Regions from separate parts of the Homo sapiens genome. Here region 2 is linked to region 1. The links are chromatin contacts, found by Hi-C or POLR2A ChIA-PET in ENCODE. All regions are on one chromosome and are shown on one strand. Each heading gives the region's core, a stretch centred on a gene start or an enhancer-like site at or near the end of the contact. The rest is flanking DNA. Distances are from core to core; before and after follow the strand shown. Region 1 holds the start of DDX39A (DExD-box helicase 39A). Region 2 holds the start of RFX1 (regulatory factor X1).

The links. Hi-C counts contacts between places; a loop is a spot of excess contacts on that map. ChIA-PET counts read pairs that join two places held with the same protein, here RNA polymerase II (POLR2A). Pooled maps may share reads with other maps.
Region 2: a loop to region 1 is called in a map with no recorded cell type, with 18 times the contacts of the local background. The contact joins the promoter of RFX1 here to the promoter of DDX39A in region 1. A Hi-C loop is called at or near these places in 5 of 37 single-sample maps with no recorded cell type and 13 of 50 pooled maps. POLR2A ChIA-PET finds 5 or more read pairs at or near these places in 2 of 52 experiments (A673 and activated B cell).

What each region holds. Positions count from the first base shown.
Region 1 is chr19:14,415,644-14,420,590 of GRCh38, reverse strand. DDX39A (DExD-box helicase 39A) reads left to right here and starts at 1,250. Exons shown (of 11, transcript NM_005804.4): 1 at 1,250-1,321. RefSeq lists silencers at 1,421-1,520, 3,668-3,757, 3,778-3,857 and enhancers at 1,641-1,780, 2,191-2,250, 2,621-2,670.
Region 2 is chr19:14,004,729-14,009,735 of GRCh38, reverse strand. RFX1 (regulatory factor X1) reads left to right here and starts at 3,416. Exons shown (of 21, transcript NM_002918.5): 1 at 3,416-3,633. RefSeq lists enhancers at 2,606-3,133, 3,134-3,661, 3,662-4,190 and silencers at 3,385-3,564, 3,615-3,994.

The DNA.
Region 1 (4,947 bases), core at 1-2,500:
CTTTACCAAATTTTTAAAAATTAGCTGGGCATGATAGGTAACAAGAGTGACACCCTGAAGAAAGAAAGAAGAAAGTGGAGGGAAAGAGGGAGGAAGGATGATAGGAAAATAAATCTGCCAGGATCTAATAAAGCTTAGTGACCATGCCACCATGCCACTCCTAAGTATTTAAAAGAAATGAAAATTTATCTTCCCCAAAATACTCTTACAGTACAAGCTCTATTAACAGTGGCCAAAGACCGGAAACAATCAATTGGCCAAGAACAGGTGAGTGAAACTATATTGGCTACATTATAGTATAGCCACACAATGAAATACCACTCAGCAGTAAAAAATAACGAGCTGTTGATATCCCCACAACATGGACAACTCTCAAAAACACTTTGCTGCGGCCAGGCAGGGTGGCTCATGTAATCCCAGCACTTTGGGAGGCGGAGATGGGCAGATCACATGAGGCCAGGAGTTCGAGACCAGCCTGGCCAACATGGCGAAACCCCTCTCTACTAAAAATATGAAAATTAGCCAGGTGTGGTGGCGGGCGCCAGCAGTCCCAGCTACTCAGGAGGCTGAGGCAGGAGAATCGCTTGAACCCGAGAGGCGGAGGTTGTGGTGAGCAGAGATCGCGCCACTGCACTCCAGCCTAGGTGACAGAGCCAGACTCCGTCTCAAAAAAACAGCTTTGTTGAGCAAAAGTCAGACACAAAAGACAACCTATTGCATGCTTCTACTAACGTGAAAATCAAGGAGACAAAACTATCGTGGAGCGATAGAAATCCAAATACTGCAAAATGTTCTGTCCATTTGAGTCATTCCAAGCTCCCTATTCTTTTCAGAGCCTACACTGTGGAGGACCCCCAGGCCGCAGATTGATAGCAACTGGGACAGTTCTGGTTTCAGCGCCCAGCGCAGACGCCACTCTTCGAAAAGGTGGGGCACACGCCAAAACGCAATCATCCGGTCTTCAGTTATCAGTACTAAACATGGCGGCTCCCACCGAGCACCACACCCAGATCACGAGACCGCGCGCTGTCGGAGCCAGTCTGTCGGCTCACTGGGGCGCGCCTACTTTTAGATTGACCAATAAACGCGAGGCGTAAGGCACGCCCTCTTTCTTCCCGTCTCCGCCAATAATCTCCCGGTCCCTTCCACAGGACCCAATCACCGCTTCGGCCTCTCTTGAATGAAAAGGCAGCGGCCCAGTCAGCAGAGCAGCAGCCCGACGCAAGAGGCAGGAAGCGCAGCAACTCGTGTCTGAGCGCCCGGCGGAAAACCGAAGTTGGAAGTGTCTCTTAGCAGCGCGCGGAGAAGAACGGGGAGCCAGGTGAGCAGCGGATCCCGGGCGCGGGGCCGCGGTGTGGGGACGTCTGAACTGAGAGCGAGAGGACGAGGGGAGACGTTGGGATCTAAGGGGAGGGGGAGAAAGGGTCGCGAGACGGTGGGGGCGGGGCGGTTGGTGTGTCAGAGCGCTGTGTGTTGGCCGTTGGGCACCGGGGCGCATGCGCTAGGGGTGGGCCAGCCGTTGGCGCGCGGTGCTCGGGGCTCGGGGCCCGCTTCTCGGAGGGGCTGTCATGGCCTACGGCGCTCCGAGCCCCACTTGGAGTCTGTCAGTTCGTCCGAATAGACCCCGCGGCGGCCTGGGGCCATTTGGAGAGGGACGAGGGGGTGACGCCGGGGTCTGGGGCCTGGGTGGGAGAAGTTGGAGCTTTCAGTTGTCAGGGGTTTCTTTGGGTCCGAGGGACTTGATCCCTTTCCCAGTCTACCTTCTTCTTGGTCTACTTTTTACGGGATTCGGGATTCTGAGATTTAGAGCAAATAAGACTTTATTTTGGAAGGCCGGGCGCGGTGGCTCTTGTAATCTCAGTACTTTGGGAGAGACCAAGGAGGGCGGATCACTTGAGGTCAGGAGTTCGAGACCAGCCTGGCCAACATGGTGAAACCTCGTCTCTACTCAAAATACAAAAAAAAATCAGCCGAGCGTGGTGGCGAGCGCCTGTGGTCCCAGCTACTCGGGAGGCTGAGGCACGAGAATCGCTTGAACCCGGGAGGTGGAGGTTACAGTGAGCCGAGATCGCGACACTGCACTCCAGCCTGGGTGACAGAGCGAGATTCTGCCTCAAAAAAAACAGAATGAAAAAAAGATTTTCTTTTGGAAATAGGAGTCCCCAGGTGGGAATAAACTCCGGGGTGGAAAGCCTGCCTGGGGACACTTGAGGGTAACTGGGTACACGTGGCGTGTCTGGGTTGTGAGTTCCCCGCTGTCACCTTTCAAGTTCATGCGCTCCTGGCGCCTTAGCGGTCATGGCCACCCACTTTGGGCGGGGAAAACCCCGCCGGATCCTTTCCTGATCTAATCAGTTTTGAGCTTTAGATCCTGTCCAGCCCGGTTTCTCGAAAATTTTATCTTAGCAGATTCGGTTCACCCCAATTTATTTATCTCTCTCTCTCTTTTTTTTTTTTTTTTTTTTTTTTTGAGACAGAGCCTTGCTCTGTCGCCCAGGCTGGAGTGCAGTGACACTATCTCGGCTCACTGCAGCCTCCGTCTTCCGGGTTCAAGCAAGCACATCCGGCTAATTTTTGTATTTGTAGTAGAGACGGGGTTTCACCATGTTGCCCAGGCTTGTCTCTAATTCCCGACTTCAAGTGATCCGCCCGCTTCGCCTCCCAAAGTGCTGGGATTACAGGCATGAGCCACCACGCTGGGCCCCAATTTCTTTTTTTAAATTTATTTTTCTTGAGAAAGGGTCTCCCTCTGTCACCCAGGCTGGAATGCCATGGCGCCATCACTGGCAGCCTCGACCTCCTGGCTCAAGCGATCCTCCCGGCACAGCCTCCCAAGTAGCTGGGACTACAGGCCCATGCCACCACACCGGGCTAATTTTTTTCTTTTTTTAATTTCTACTTATTTATTTTTTAGCCTTTGCTACATAGAAGGTGCCCCTTGGGCTATGTGTTTTTTAAGTTTTTTTAAGTTTTAGGGTACATGTGCACAACGTGCAGGTTTGTTACATATGTATACATGTGCCATGTTGGTGTGCTGGACCCGTTAACTCGTCATTTGCATTAGGTATATCTCCTAATGCTGTCCCTCCCCCCTCCCCCCACCCACCCGGCTACTTTTTTAAAAATTGTTTTTGTATAGACGCGGTCTCGACTTATTGTCCAGGTTGGTCTCGAACTCCTGGGCTCAAGCCATCCTCCCACGCTGGCTTCTCAAAGTGCTGGGATTACAGAAGTGAGGCACCATGCCGGGCCTGCCCCAAATTTATTTCCCCACCAACAAAACAACTTTGCTTTATTTCCTTAAAATACACCATCTCTTGGCCACCTAGATTTGGAGCCCAGAATAGACTGTGGCTTTTCTCTACCCATGGATTGGTCAGGGGATGTTCCTGTCTTTTGGCATGTCCCACCCTTTCTTTCCTTACCTCACGCCCCTACCCTGGTTACTTCTCTTTTATTTGGTGACTGGTTTTCCCTGCTACTGGTCTTAACCTACCCCTTCATCGGAGGAGTAAGTTACAGTACTCTTGGGCAGATCCTGATTGAGTGGCTCAGCTCCAATCTAATTAGCAGTTCCCTATTGCTTAACAAGTACACAGGCCCAGGCTGGGCGTGGTGGGTGGCTCATTCCTGTAATCCCAGCACTTTGGGAGGCAGAGGCAGGAGGTTTGCTTGAGTCCAGGAGTTCACGACCAGCCTGGGAAACGTGGTGAAACACTGTCTCTACTAAAACAAAAATTAGCCAGGCGTGGTGGCATGCACCTGTAGTCCCAGCTACACAGGAAGCTGAGGTGGTGGACTCACTGGGCCTGGGAGGTCGAGGCTCCAGTGAGCTATGATTGCACCACTGCACTCCAGCCTGGGTGACAGAGCGAGACCCTGTCTCAAAAAACAAAAAAACAAACAAACAAACACATGCCCTGTGTGGCTGACCAGCTCTTCCAGCTTTGTCTTCTGCCCTGACGCCAGCCAGCTAGTCCTACTCTGCATACCCCAAAAGGCTCTGGTGCTTTTCGGACTGACCTTTCTTGGCTCCTGTTTTCCCTGCTGCCTGGGAAGTGACCCCTTCAGATTGCCTGTTTGAAGGGTCAGATAAAGAGACATGTTCAACTCTGCCTGAACGCCTTTATTCTAGTTCCATTTATTCAGCCATTGCTATGGAGTGCTTATTAGCTGTTCTCACAGGGCAGGGCTGACTGGAAGCGGTGCTGTTTTAGTTGGGGCTGTGAGGAAATGCCTTTCTGGAGCAAAGGAGGCCCAAAAGAAGTGGGGGATTTGTGACCCTTCCAGGCAGCAGGAACAGCAAGTGCAAAGGTGCTGAGGTGTGTTTGAGACACGGCAGCAAGGCTGGCGAGTGAGGGGCAATGGGGGAGATGAGGTATGAGTATAGAGGAGTCGGGTTAGGAGGGGCCCGGTAGGCTGGCTTTGTGAGGACTCGAGTTTTTTTCTAAGCACAGTAGGAACCCATTAAAAGTTTTGAGCAGAATAGTGATGTACTCTTAGGTTTGTTTTTTTTTTTGAGACAGAGTCTTGGTCTTGCTCTGTCGCCCAGGCTGGAGGGCCATGGTGTGATCTCGGCTCTCTGCAACCTCTGCCTCCTAGGTTCAAGTGATTCTCCTGCCTCCAAGTAGCTGGGATTACAGGTACCCGCCACCACACCCGGCACATTTTTGGTATTTTTAGTAGAGATGGGGTTTCACCATGTTGGTCAGGCTGGTCCTGGACTCCTGACCTCAGGTGGTCCGCCCGCCTAGGCCTCCCAAAGTGCTGGGATTACAGGTGTGAGCCACCGCGCCTGGCCGTGACTTAGTTTGATAGGGTCTTTCTGGCTGCTCTGGGGAGGGGCTGGGGGATGGCAACAGGGAAACCAGGGAGGAGGATATTGGCTTAATTCAGGCAAGAGATGATGGCACCTACATGTCCAGCTGACAGTGGTTAAGCAAAATG
Region 2 (5,007 bases), core at 2,167-4,666, 410 kb after region 1:
ATTTATTTATTTATTTATTTATTTATTTATTTATTTGAGATGGAGTCTCACTCTGTCACCCAGGCTGGAGTGCAGTGGGGTGATCTCGGCTCACTGCAACCTCTGCCTCTCGGGTTCGAGCGATTCTCCTGCCTCAGCCTCCAAGTAGTTGAGATTACAGGTGCCCACCACCACGCCCATCTAATTTTCGTATTTTTATTAGAAATCGGGTTTTGCCATGTTTTCCATACTGGTCTCGAACTCCTGACCTCAAGTGATCCGCCCACTTCCGCCTCCCAAACTGTTCGGATTATAGGCATGAGCCACTGCACCCAGCCAGCAAGGTCTTTATGAACTGTATTTTGCGCTGACCTCCTGTCTTATCCTGTGACTAAGAATGCCTTAACCATTTAGGAATGAAGCCTAGCAGGTCTCAGCCTCATTTTACCCAGTTCCTGTTCAAGATGGAGTTGCTCTGGTTCACACGCCTCTGGCAGAGAGGGCACCTACTTCCTCTCTCTGGGCATCCATTGCCCACCTGTCAAGAGCGGGGAGCGTCCCACTTTGCTGGGTTCGCTGGGAATTATGTGGCTATTATTACCTCTACAACCTTATCTCTCCTGGCTTTAGCAGAAGTTCCTGTTCCCAGCTTTGAAGGCAGTTCTCTCCCCCCGTTTTTTTTTTTTTTTTTTGAGACGGAGTCTCACTGTGTTGCCCAGGCTGGAGTACAGTGGCGCGATCTTGGCTCACTGCAACCTCTGCCTCCCAGGTTCAAGTGATTCTCCCACCTCAGCCTCCCCAGTAGCTGGGACTACAGGCACGTGCCACCACACCGACCTATTTTAGTATTTTTAGTAGAGACAGGATTTCGCCGTGTTGGCCAGACTGTTCTGGAACTCCTGAACTTGGCCTCCCAAAGTGCTGGGATTACAGGCATGAGCCATCATGACCGGCCCCTCCACCTGGATTTATGAGGCTTGCTTCGTCTCTCACCACTCAGGCTCATTCTGTGGGACATCCCCCCTCAGATAACACTGGCTACAGCATCCTCTCATTCTCCTACCCCACTCTCTTATGTTGCTCTCAGGACTCTAAGGAGCCTATCTTACAATTTATCTGTTTATTGTGTATCCCATCCTAGAATGCAAAGGGAGTTGTTTGCTTTCTTTTTTTTCCTTTTTTTCTTTTTTTTCTGAGACTCAGGCTGGACCACACAATCATTGCTTACTGCAGCCTCTACCTCCGGAGCTGAACCAATCCTGCCAGCCTCAGCCTCCAGAGTAGCTGGGACCACAGGCACATGCCACCACGCCTAGCTAATTGCTTTTTTTTTTTTGAGACAAAGTCTCGCTCTGTCGCCCAGGCTGGAGTGCAGTGGCAGAATCTTGGTTCACTGCAACCTCCCCCTCCCGGGTTCAAGCAATCCTCCTACCTCAGCCTCCGGAGTAGCTGGGATTACAGGCATACACTACCATGCCCAGCTAATTTTTGTAGAGACGGGTGTCTTGCTTTGTTGCCAAGGCTGGTCTTGAACTCCTTGGCTCAAGCAATCTTCCTTGCTTGGCCTCCCAAAGTGCTGGGATTACAGGTGTGAGCCACCATAAATGAAGTCACCTTTCTTCACTTGTATAGCCCAGGGCCTTGCACCGAGGAAATATAATGTTGGTTGAATTAGGAAACAAACTTAGGTGGAGTCACTTTCTGAATGCCACACAGCAGGGCTGGCATTAGACTTCAGGGCTGTCTGAGCCTGTTTTCTTTTCCCCTTGCTGTTCTAGGGCCTACCTGGGATGAGAATGCAAAATTTAAGAGAAGGCCAAAGAGCTCAGTCATAAGATAATTGACATTTAAAACATAAAAAGTAGGCCGGGCGTGGTGGCTCACGCCTGTAACCCCAGCACTTTGGGAGGCCGAGGCGGGCGGATCACGAGGTCAGGAGATCGAGACCATCCTGGCTAACACGGTGAAACCCCGTCTCTACTAAATATACAAAAAATTAGCCGGGCGTGGTGGCGAGCACCTGTAGTCCCAGCTACTCGGGAGGCTGAGGCAGGAGAATGGCGTGAACCTGGGAGGCGGAGCTTGCAGTGAGCCGAGATTGCGCCACTGCACTCCAGCCTCAGCGACAGAGTGAGACTCCGTCTCAAAAAATAATAATAATAAATTTATTTTAAACACAAGATCTGACCCTGAGCTTGCATAACGCATCTCACCTTAATCCCTGTGTTGGCGGATCCTGTCTTTATTTAAAATTGTGATGTTTTGTTCATCATAGATTTATTTTTTCCCATTAATTTGGATATTTAACAAATATTGAATTAGAAGATTATTTATCTTGATGACTGAGTTTTTGCTCCCAAGATGTTCACCCTAGTCCGGGCCCTGTTTCTGTCTCTTCTCGTCCTGCAGCACCCAGACAGTCCCTTGAGGAAACTGAGGCACAGAGGAGCGTATGTGTGGGAGGTGTGTGTGTGTGGCGGGGGTTGTGGTGAGCTCTCCTGGGCGGACCAAGCTCCCTGGGCTGGGTCGGGGCTGACCTTTGCTTATCTACCGCGGTTGAAGCCGCGAATGAAGTCCCCCGCCTTGCAGAGACCTTTCCCAAGGCGGCCGCACCGCCTGCGGGGCAGAGATAGCCGCGGTCACCCCGGCAGCGGTGACCTTTTCCGGCTGGAGGGGACCGGGAGGCGGGAGAAGGCGCGGCGGCCGCGCTGTCTGGCCGGCTTGGGCGGAGGAGGATGTCACCCCAGCGGGTGGGAGCTGGGATCGAACCCCGCCGCGGCCTCCCGCTTCCACCCAACCCCGACGGGGCCATGGGCAGTGGGGAAGGGGGACGCGCGCCCAGTGACGTCATCGAATCCCGAGTCCGGCCTTCGCCGCTGTCGTCACAGAGGGGCTGCGCTGCGTCACTGCATTCCTCCCCTGACGTCAGCGCAAGAAGCCAGAAACTGGCCCACCGAGCGAGAGAGAAGTCTGGAGCGGAGTCTTCCTTTCTCGCCTTTTTAATTTGGTAAGACATGTAAAGTGTACGCAAGAGCGGACTACAACTCCCAATCGGCCTTGCGTGCCGAGCATGCGCACGGCCTCCAGCCAGAGAGCGCGGCAAACCTTTGGTAGATTGACGTCCCTTTAGTCGAACCAGGAGGCCGGTTTTACATCGGCAAACCAATCCCGTCCTCACGAGTCCTACCCCTTTATTCTTAACCAGCTGCTTCCCTGCCGGAGTGACGGGCCCGGCTGCCTTTGAGGGTTCAGTTTCTTTTGATGGACATTCATACTGATAAATCAGATCGCCGGGAAGTCCAGAGGGTGTTGAAAAGCGTGCATCGGAACTAATAGTTTAGCTGCAAGGCCTGGCGCCGTCCAATCACTTCTCCGGCCGCCGCCAATCACCCCGGGCCCCGCCCCCGCGCGTGACGTAACTAGGGTGGGTAGCAACAGTTGCCCCGGTGAGGGAAACGGAGGCGCCATAGCCACGGTAGTCGTGGCGACCAAGCAACCCGGCAACGCGAGTCAACAACAACAACCGCCCGGCCGACCCCCACCCCCACCCCCCAGGCCCGGCCCGGGGACCCCAGCACGTCCCGTCCCCTTCCCAACATCGACTCCGAGACCTCCGAAAAGCGTTTCCGCAGACAGAAGTGGGGAGAAGCGGAGGTAACCAGGGCGGCCCCGGGGTGGCTGGCCGGGCCGGGGTGGGCGGCGGGGCCGGGGCAGTAGGTGTCTCTGTAATCACAGTCCGGGGGGAAGGGGCGGGCGGTCAAAATGGCGGCGGCGACTGTCTGGACCGTGGGGGAGGGGGCCGGGGCCCGGCTGGAACGACACCACCCGCCCCCGTCCCCGCGGCCCGGCCCCCGCGAGGGGCGGGCGCTCGCAGGCCCGCGGCGAGTGGAGGTCGGCAGGCCGGGGCGGGGGGCTTTTATATGTCGGGAGCGCGAAGGGGCGGGCCTGGGGAGGCTGGGCCAATGGGAGCGAGGGAGGTACGAGGCGGGGCCAAGGTGGGTGGGCGGGACCAGGAGGGAAGGTATGGGCGGGGCCGGCTGGGTCTCCCCAACCTCCACCTCGGGAACCAGGGTGGGCAGCCACCACCCGGTCCGCCTTCCAGATCCTTAAGCGACTCCCTTCTTCCTTAAGAGCTTTGCAGTTGTCCCAGGACTCAGAACTTGGACAAGTGCCTGTCCATCTGAGGCCTCAGTTTTCCATCCTGTAAAATGGGGAGAATCATTGACATCGCCCTTTTCCTGCAGTACCGGGACTCCTCATTCCTTCCAGGAATTTTACTTACGGCTTATCTTTGAACCTTTTCCTCGTATCTACCGTTTCTGAATGTGGTTTGATAAAATAACTGTCAGCTAGTCCTGATTTCAACACTGCAGCCCACTCCTAAACCTGCCACCTTCTCTCTGGGAGGAAGCAAAGAGGAAGCAAAGTTTCATGGAGGAGCTAGGAGTCGATTTGGCTTTAGCGTGGAGGATCTGGTTTGCAGAAATCAAAGTCCATGGTAGGGAGGAGTGACCATGAGGGAATGCTTTAGAGGAACAGAAACCTGAGTGCTTTTCTCTGGGCTGCTGTTTGAGACCTGATGTTTCCTGGTTTGAGGTTGCGGGGGTTTGTTCCTGGAGATGGAACGTTTCTGGGTCCTGCCCATCGAGGTCTCCCCTACTGGGAATGGGGGAGCAAATGAAGCCTGAGGAAGTTTCTTAGATTTTTTAAACCCGCTTCTCTTGGCCAGACACATGTTTTTGTGTCAAACGAGTGTCAACCGAGTCACATGTCACTGACAAGGTCCCAGCCTCTAGGGCCACGTGGGCAGGAGCGGTCAGAGGGAAGGGGAAGCTATCCATGTTTGTGAGAGGAGAATCTTTGCCACTGCTTTTTAGGGTGACAATATCCTGCCAGCTCGGGGAGGAATTTTTTTTTTAAGTAGCCAGCCAGGCCAAGTCTAGTTGGCTTATTCTCCGTCTTGCTTTTGAGCTTAGTGTCGGTGTGCAAACTGCAGCCATTTCCTTTTAAATCAGTCAATACATTCCA